Regions from separate parts of the Homo sapiens genome. Here region 2 is linked to region 1. A link is a contact called in ENCODE Hi-C data. All regions are on one chromosome and are shown on one strand. Each heading gives the region's core, a stretch centred on a gene start or an enhancer-like site at or near the end of the contact. The rest is flanking DNA. Distances are from core to core; before and after follow the strand shown. Region 1 holds the start of RBMS3-AS2 (RBMS3 antisense RNA 2). Region 2 overlaps RBMS3 (RNA binding motif single stranded interacting protein 3).

Evidence for each region. A loop is a pair of places that touch in the nucleus more often than their neighbours do. Pooled maps may share reads with other maps.
Region 2: a loop to region 1 is called in a map of IMR-90, with 3 times the contacts of the local background. The contact joins the enhancer-like site here to the promoter of RBMS3-AS2 in region 1. A Hi-C loop is called at or near these places in 7 of 168 maps with a recorded cell type or tissue (IMR-90, Right ventricle myocardium inferior, cardiac septum and 4 more), 1 of 37 single-sample maps with no recorded cell type and 12 of 50 pooled maps.

Annotation. Positions count from the first base shown.
Region 1 is chr3:29,640,964-29,645,626 of GRCh38, reverse strand. It overlaps RBMS3-AS2 (RBMS3 antisense RNA 2), which reads left to right and starts at 2,811. Exons shown (of 3, transcript NR_174948.1): 1 at 2,811-2,968; 2 at 4,480-4,533. The region is part of intron 4 of RBMS3 (RNA binding motif single stranded interacting protein 3); the gene reads right to left.
Region 2 is chr3:29,680,986-29,685,648 of GRCh38, reverse strand. All of the region lies in intron 4 of RBMS3 (RNA binding motif single stranded interacting protein 3), which reads right to left. Among named protein-coding and RNA genes, the nearest start is that of RBMS3-AS2, 41 kb to the right of the region's middle. Within about 2 kb of position 1,793, at least 3 of the 41 ENCODE cell types and tissues checked have a DNase peak (open chromatin) inside an H3K27ac peak, as active enhancers do; they include IMR-90, where a contact is called at or near this core.

The DNA.
Region 1 (4,663 bases), core at 1,562-4,061:
AATGAACAGTATTCAGAATGATACAGTAAAATGGAAGATCCCTTATAAAATGGATCAAAACTTGGAATCATTGCCTCATGATGACTTAACTAAAGTTTGAAGTTGATAGCACTCTTTGTACAGAAGTTAACTAGATCAAGGCAGCCTGATAATTCATAAATGGCAATAATGGAATTTATTATTGTTCCTTATACAAAGACCCTTCTGTCCTGGGACATTCCTTGGACAGCACCAGACACCCTGGCAGAGAATGAATAAGACACAAAGCCGAACTTTTACAAAGCCCAACTCATTCAGCAGATATTAATTTGAACAGAGAAATCAACAATGTATACCGATTTGCAGATCACAATCACTCGAGTAATTCAAGATCTAAGTTTTAAAGCAGAGAGAAAAGTGCCACATTTGTAAATACATAGAGGTTCCATTGCTCAAACAAGCTCTTAATATGCAGCCTCTTTTTTTGCATCTCCTGCATTCCTGAATCATTTTAACTTGTATTGAGAAATAGCCTTGAGAAATGTAGGAACTGGTATTCTTTTTATTTGTGACAATGATACCCTAATAGATGCTGGAATCATTAAAAGTCTTTGCTATACCATTTTTATTCTCTCTTTTTGATTCTGTGAGAAGTGAACCATGGTTAAGCAATACTTCTACAGGGATTAGTGACTATGCCATTAATTTCTCATATATGTTGTTATATTTTCAGATGAAAGATGTTATGTAAGTTGATGTACTATTGACATATTTAAATGTAATTTTTATTGGGTAAACATTTTAATCAGTGACCTTAGTGGATTGAAGTACACATTCAGGTTCATGGAACCATCGATAAAAATGTCAGCCATGAACTACTCTTCGGCTATAATCCTACTTTCGCCTGTGCAATCAATACAATCAGAGTCAAACAATATAGTGCCTGCAATGAAAGACTAAAATTCATATACTATTATAATATATTGGATGACAGTTCAAAACTAGGGTTTGTTTGTAGTTTTACTGAACCTTTTAGGCAAAGTTCTATCAATAGCATTTGTGAGATCTAAACCTAGAATGAATGCAGACACGACATAATTAGAAACAGAACAAGAAGCACTGGAACCAGTCTACGTGTTCCATCTGAGACACGTTAGGCTCTAGGTCCACAGGCTTCAGACACGAGGCTCAAATATACTTATGATTCAGCAACAGTTCTTGTCTGTGCATGGAGGCACACCCAAACTATGCAGCCCCTAGTGGCATATACCTCCCACAATTACTGGAATAAAAGCATTGTTTAAGCCCACAAAAATTTCAGTTGAGAGGATGCAAATTGTGATTGAAACCCGTTCAAAATTGTAACACGACAATTTAACACAGGATTTCAAATTTCCTTTTTTTTATTTTTTTGGAGTGTTCCATCTAATGCGTTATGCTGTGATTGCTAGAGGCTATTTGGGAAGCCCATTTATCATGGATAACTTTGGGGAAAATTACTATATTGTAAACCTGTTAGTGACTAGAATTCCCCTCTATTAGATTCAAATGTTTGGATTCAGACTAACCAAGCTGTGATTATGAGAAGCTGGAGAAATGTTTGAAAGCTGGGGGTAGAAGCGGCATACTGCCACTGAAACCTCAATTTTGGAGTGTGAGAAACCAATGCACTCGAAAAACATTCTGCTTTACAGGACTAATATGAAATTATCCTAAACGGAGGTTTTCAGAGAAAGAAAATGGCAGGAAATTCATTAATGCTCCCACTCCCTGAATGTGTGTGTGTTTTCCTTTTTCCATGTTAAAATTGTGATTACAGAAATGAGACGAGATCAATATTACCTACAGCTTGACATTCAGAGACAACGACAGAACTAAATATCCATTAACTGTCTCTTTTCTCCGGCCTTTTCTCTAGAAACCTCCCTCAAATCACCCACATTGATAGAGAAATGACATGAAAAATGGCCCACAAACAACGGCGCTTTCCTTGAAGAAAACAACTTTCACGTTTTTCTCCCTTTTTTCCCTGCAGACTGTGTTACGCTCCTTAATTTGTCCCTGCACAAGAAATAAGCATATGGATCCGTGAATGTACCCTTCCTCCTCTGCTGCATTCTGAAAGGAAAGTCAGAAGCTCGTCAAACTTAGAACTTGAAGCTAAGCTAAGACACCCTCGGCAATGCAGGGGAAAAGTAGGAATGAGAACAAAATGAAAAATCCTGAAGAAACCACTCTGGGGGAAGAAGTCAACAAAGAAATTATACCACTATGAGGCTCATGAAGCCCGTGCAGGCCAAAAACCTTGTTCCTAAAAGCTCCCCATGTGTGGCTGCTAATGCACAGGAAATGTGATTAGCTGCCTGAGAAAGGCCTAGAATTACTCCCATTCTGACTAGATTACTGGATAATTAGATTGGTAGCGCTCTTCCCTGACTGTGGCTGTCAGATTAAATCTGGCTGGTTCTCTTTAGATAACTGTCATGCCCCAAAATAACAAACAGAGACTGACACAGCGAGGAGCCTTTTAAAAAGTGTTCCAAGAATCAAAGTGCCTATTTTTTCTTAATAATAAAACATGAACAATGTTCAATGGACTTGAGTTTATTCAAATTGTCATTATATTTGATTAAGAAAATGCTACCAGACAAAGCCTGGCCAGACAGGCTTAATCTCTGATGGTAAATGAACATCGCCAGGCTTGACTAGCCACCTCTGGGATCGACTGAGGGAAAGGCAGACTTGAATTACTCAGAGAATAAGCCAGTGGTTCTGTTTTAATGCTCTGAGTCAGCAGCCTTTTATAGCTCAAATCAAGGTCAACAAGATATGTAGAGCACCTTCTCTGAGCACTAGCTGGAACACGGCGGCTCTTCTTTCTTCCACTCTGAGACAAGAACACATGCGCTTTTCCTGTAAGTGTTGTCTCCCCAGTTATTCTGGAGACCATCCAGAAGAGAATGAGAATAAAGAAACCAACAGAAGAAAGGTACAAAGGGTCCCAGGTTCTTACCAAGTTCCCACAGTCTTGTTCTGCTGTCCCTAGTGACTAAATGTTTGCAGTGACTGGGGCAGTGTTTCCTCAGGTGTTATAGCCTGGCCTCTGGCAAGAGATGGGAAAGGGGATAGAAAGATGAAATGCTTTTTGGTGGTACACATGAAACCATACATTTTTACTTATTTTATTTTTATATGGCAAATATAACTGATTTTCTATTTATAATAGAGATACAAAGTTTCCTTTTTAAGGAAACTAACAACAAAGTGTTCAAAAATAAACATAGATGATCAATTTGTTTTAAGAAAAGGTTAACAGGCAGGTATGGCAAAATGCAAATATAACAAAGGTGGAAAGCTGAGAAACCTGGGTGTAAATAAGAGAAGACAGAGCAAAGCATCAGATCAGATGGTGAATCCCAGCATTTCCACTTAGAATTGCAAACTCTTGGGCTAGTTCATTCACTTCACCCAGGGTCAGAATCCACTCATTGGCAGATCTACGGGTTATAACCTTTCTGATCGCAGAAAGTTGTAAAATATCAGCAGTGAGCCTGCCACAGCGTGCATGTTCAGTAAGTGAAAGCAGTTATTGCTTTTAACAAGTGGAACTGGAGTTCTATGTATCTCTTCATAAAATGCCTAAGAAATGTCAGTTCTCTTTGGGTAGGACTTGCCAAATCTCCTCATTGTTTGGTTCCCTCTTTCTTGGGAGGACAGCTCTAAGAAGAATCCCTTGGCTTCAGATGTTTAATATGCATCTCCAAAGCCCCTAGAAGGACCAGGCAAATTTCACTGTGCCTCTGCTCTTCATGGACACCACTGACTTTAGCATAAGTGTCCTGGTCTTTACATCTCTCACCCTGTGCAGTGTGCCTGTCTTGAGTAGATGCTCAACAAATGTTACCTCAGTGAATATGACAATTAAAGAAGCAGTGCAGTATACATTTTTTAAATTCAAATGTTCATACAGTATACAAGAGAGAAAAAAACAAGTGGCCAAATCTTTTTCAAACTCAATAAAATAAGCTAAAAAATTAAAAGTCATTGCCATTTCTTTTTAAAGTGAATGTATCTATTGTTTAAAAAGTATTTGATATACTACTAAAAGTAATAATTGGCACAAACATTCTGGAAGGCAATTTAGCAGTACATTAAAACGTGTATGAAATATACATTTAAGATATACCATTTGATTCAGCAATTCTAACTTTAGAAATCGATTCTAAACCAATTATTATGAATATGTAGAGATATTTACTTATAAGGATGGTCAATGCAGCCTCTTTGAAATACTGGTGGTTTGGAAACAACCATTATGCTCAGCAATATATTTTTAAAATACAGTATGATACTGCTTTACAAATGGGAAAGCATGTGGCCACTGAAAATAATTTTTTTGAACAATATTTAGTAACAGGGAAAATGATTTAGTTTATACACAACTTATCAGATTAAAATACAATATGTATGAATAGATTCATTTTTGTAATTTGTCTTTAGATAAAGAAGGAAGAATAAAAGATACCAAAATGACAGTTATCGCTTGCTTCGGAGGTGAGACTATAGAGGATTTTTATGTCTTTCCTAGTTATTTTTCTTGAAGTTTCTATTATGAACAAATACATTTCATAGCTAATTTATTTTGTGCAATTGGCCAAGGACTATGCTAAGTTTGTTACATGTA
Region 2 (4,663 bases), core at 544-3,043, 41 kb before region 1:
AGCAAGTGATTTCTTTCTAATAAGTATATACCTCTTTGTGTATCTACTTTTCTGCTCTTATCCACACCTGAGGGAAGGAGGAAACCGGAACTTGTTTTGCACCAAGTAATGGCTAAAGAACTGATGTTCTTCCCTTTTTTAGAGGATGGAATGGACTCCCATGGGACAAAAAAAGGTAGAATAGAGCTTAAATAGCAACTTGAGTATCACATCAAATATACAAATGAAAAAACAGAGAAACTAATACAGAACGTATTAAAACTCCCTCTATAAAAAAAATGTTTACCGGGCTGGGCGCTGCAGCTCGCGCCTGTAATGCCAGCACTTTGGGAGGTCGAGGCGGGCGGATCACGAGGTCAGGAGATGGAGACCATCCTGGCTAACATGGTGAAACCCCATCTCTACTAAAAATACAAAAAAAAATTAGCTGGGCGTGGTGGCGGGCGCCTGTAGTCCCAGCTACTCGGGAGGCTGAGGCAGGAGAATGGTGTGAACCCGGGAGGCGGAGCTTGCAGTGAGCCGAGATCGCGCCACTGCACTCCCGCCTGGGTGACAGAGCAAGACTCCGTCTCAAAACAAAACAAAACAAAACAAAGCAAAACAAAAAAATTGTTTACCGGAAACTGTTTTACCCCTGAAAAATATAAAACTTATACTTACACACATACACACATAGTAACAGGAAAATTAAAATCTAAAAAAAGAAACAATAAAACATGCAACATAAACCAAACAGAATTCTGTTTGTGTTCATCAATAAACATACTAAAGGGAAAAAATGTTATCCTTTTCTGTACACAAAGACCATCCTCTTTAGCTCAGTGTATGTGTCTGTGTGTGTGTGTGTGTGTGTGTGTGTGTGTGTGTGTACATAACAAACCTTACATTTTACCTGTTTGAATTTTGTGACATTCAAATTCTGGATAATATGCAATGTTAAAAAATTGGTTTCTGATGGCAAAATAAATAGAAGGGATCAATCATATGTGAAAAGTAAAATTATATCCAAGGACTTATAAGGAAAATTTTTATGTCTATCTATCAAACAATCAGAAAACTAACAAAACAATGCTTTCAGGGAAAAAAACTATTCATTCCATAACTCCCTAAATAAAATTCCATATACAGTTGAATAAGTCCACTAGAGGTTATTTTTTTACCACCACAGTTGGTTTTAATTGATTCCATAAATGATACAGCCATGTGGTAAAACTTCTTATCATATAGATAGGTACATAAAGAAATACACCTTTCCAGAACTGTGTGTTTTTGAAAATCCCACTTATTTTAAAACATTAAAGTCTGTTATAATATGACATTTTATGTTTTTCAGAGTGTCCACAAATAATAAAGACATCAAAAGTAAAAATTTAAATACAGTGACTCTTGTCTTCCTAAAAGTAGGGACTGTGTTTATTTTATTTTTGAATTTTAGTTGATAGGCCTCCCAGTACAACACCATAACTATTAAAATTACTGTTTAGGGTATTATTAATTATATCTCCTGAATGCATTGAGAAAATTCTTTGTAATGCAATAGTCAAAAGAGAAAATGAACTGTACTTATAACATATTGGTGTGAATAATTAATTGGTTTCTCACAAGAATATCCTCTGTGGCTTCTTTTGTTTATTATACTAGTCACACCTTTCCTGGACCAAGCAATTCTATTCTTAAAGAGCTACATAAATCTAGACAGGAAAAAAGATCCTAAATATATGATTGACACCAAAACCAGCAAGCCAGCAGCTCTGGGGATAGTCATTTTACAAAACTGCTTAGTCATTCCTGTCCAGCCCTGTAATGCCCAAGTGTCAGCTGCTGAGAAACCATATCATGAAAAGTTAATTTGGCTCTTAAAGATAACATGCTTTTAAAAAGTGATAAGAAAGAAAAGTTGAGCTGGGTTCAGACAGACTGTCTCTGTTCCCAAGTTCCGAAAATGCACTCCCAGAAATATTTTCTGTCGCCTTATCAGCAGCAACATTCCTTAGCAATCCTGATTAAATAAAATGTTTCTTCCTTCAAGGAGGTGGTGTGTTTGTGTGTGTGTGTGTCTGTGTCCCTATATATTTCTAGCCAGGAGTTAGCATGAGACTGGGTAGAAAGCCAGTGTTATAGGCATGTCTCCTTAAACTTCACACTTTCCTAAAGTTGTTTTTTCTCTTTGCCTTCATCTGAGTCCTCTCTTCCCTCCTCCCCTTTATTCCCCACTGCTATTGTTCAATTTGGCAGCACATTTATGGATGCAATCTTTATGAGACCTGCTATGTGAAATAAACTCACACTCTATTCTCGGCATCCTCCCTTCTCTTGTCTATCCCCCTTGGAAAATGTGATAACCTGTGTTTTTGAAAATACTACTGTCTTGTGTGTACATTTGCTTTGAAAATTGAGTCATTGAAAATGATCTTGAGCAAAGCAACTCACACCTGGGGAACACTGCAGTGAAGAGAAAGATCACATGGAGGCTATGAGGAACCAAACAAATGGTCTTGACATCTGCTGAAGTGTTATGTAGGAAGCCGGGTAGTAAAAAATGAAAGCAAAGCTTGATTTTTCACCCCACCATTCTGCCCCCGACACACTAAGAATAATCTTGACTGACCCAGTATCTATTTGCCTCTCTGAGAAAAGCAGTGAAGTTGAACTGGACATTATTATCCCACAGTAACAGTGATCCAAATACTTAAACACTTAGAATTGTACACTTTGCATAGGAAGAGTAATTCCTAGAGTATATCAGCTTTAAGGCAAATGGTGACACGTTTGCATTCTTAGAATGATAGAATATGCTAGTTTCTGCCAATCTATCTCCTTCTCTCTCTCTCTTTCCTACTTTGTGTATCCAAACCCTACTTGGACAGCCTTTTTGTGAATAGCACTGTTGCAGAGAAACATTAGCTGTTTTAATAGGACACAAAAATGAACCAGAATAGAAATGTTATAGAGTGGTACTCTGTGCCCTTCTGGCCCTTTCAGTTGCCAGGTGCAGCAGTTCGCTCCCCAAACCTACAATGGGAAAGGAATGCCACCCACTCCCTTGCTTTCCAGTTTCAACTCCTGCCTGTGGCAAAAACTGTAAGAAATCTTGGTACTCTTCCACTAAGTATAGACAGGATCCTTCCTAACACAGCACCCCAAGCAGCCAAAAATCATTATCAATGAATCAGAGCTTGTTTAAAAACTAGCATCTAGCCGGGCATGGTGGTTCATGCCTGTCATCCCCGCACTTTGGGAGGCCAAGGCCGGCGGATCATGAGGTCAGGAGACGGAGACCATCCTGGCCAACATGGTGAAACCCGTCTCTACTAAAACAAACAAACAAACAAAAAATTACCTGGACATGGTGGCGTGTGCCTGTAATCCCAGCTACTCAGGAGGCTGAGGCAAGAGAACCACTTGAACCAGGGAGTAGGAGGTTACAGTGAGCCAAGATGGCACCATTGCGCTCCAGCCTGGCATCAGAGCGAGACTCCGACTCAAAACAAACAAACAAACAAACATCTAATTGCCTTCCTGCATCAAGCCATCCTTTCGTAAGATTGGTGAGCACAAAGAAAGTTGTGGATCCATTGAGATGCTATCTCACACCAGTCAGAATGGCTGTTATTAACAAGTCAAAAAATGACAGATGCTGGTGAGGTTGTAGATAAAAAGGAATGCTTTTAAATTGTTGGTGGAAGTGCAAATTTTAGTTCAACCATTGTGGAAGACAGTATGGTGGTTCCTCAAAGACCTAGAGGCAGAAGTACCATTTGCCCAGCAATTTCATTACTGGGTATATACCCAAAGAAATATAAATCATTTTATTATAAAGATACATGCATGCATGTGTTCATTGCAGCACTATTCTCAACAGCAAAGACATGGAATCAACCCAAATGCCCATCAATGATAGACTGGATAAAGAAAATGTGGTACATATACACCATGGAATACTATGCAACCATAAAAAGGAAGAAGATCATGTCCTTTGCAGGGACATGGATGGGGTTGAAAGCCATTATCCTCAGCAAACTAACGCGGGAACAGAAAACCAAACACTGTGTGTTCTCACTTACAAGTGGGAGCTGAATGATTGAACACATGGACACATGGAAGGGGGAACAATACACACTGGGGCCTGTCTGGGGGGATTGTGTGGGGGATGGAGAGCATAAGGAAGACTAGCTAATGGATGCTGGGCTTAATACTTGGGTGATGGGATAATATGTGATCCAAACCACCAGAGCACACATTTACCTACGTAACAAACCTGCACATGCTGCACATGTACCCATTAACTTAAAATAAAAGCTGAAGAAAAAAAAATAAAGTTATAGATCAGTCAGCATGAGGCTATTTACTTATGTTGGAGGTGTTGGTAGGAGAAGAAGCTGATTAGCTTTCTCTTTGTACATTTTTTTCATTCTTACACTAATTTTAATGAAACATTTCATGAAGAACATTTAAGAAATCATTCAGTAAGTGCAGGATATATAGGCCAACAAGTAGGCTGAGCAGAATGTAATTTTCATTAAGAGAGTAGAGAAAGATAGCAGAGAGATGAACATGTCAGCCCCCACAGCTACCCTGTAATGTACTAGTGGACTCTCTTTATTAAATTAAGAAAAGTATCAGAGGTCTAGCAGTATGTATGCATCAATGCAGACATACATAC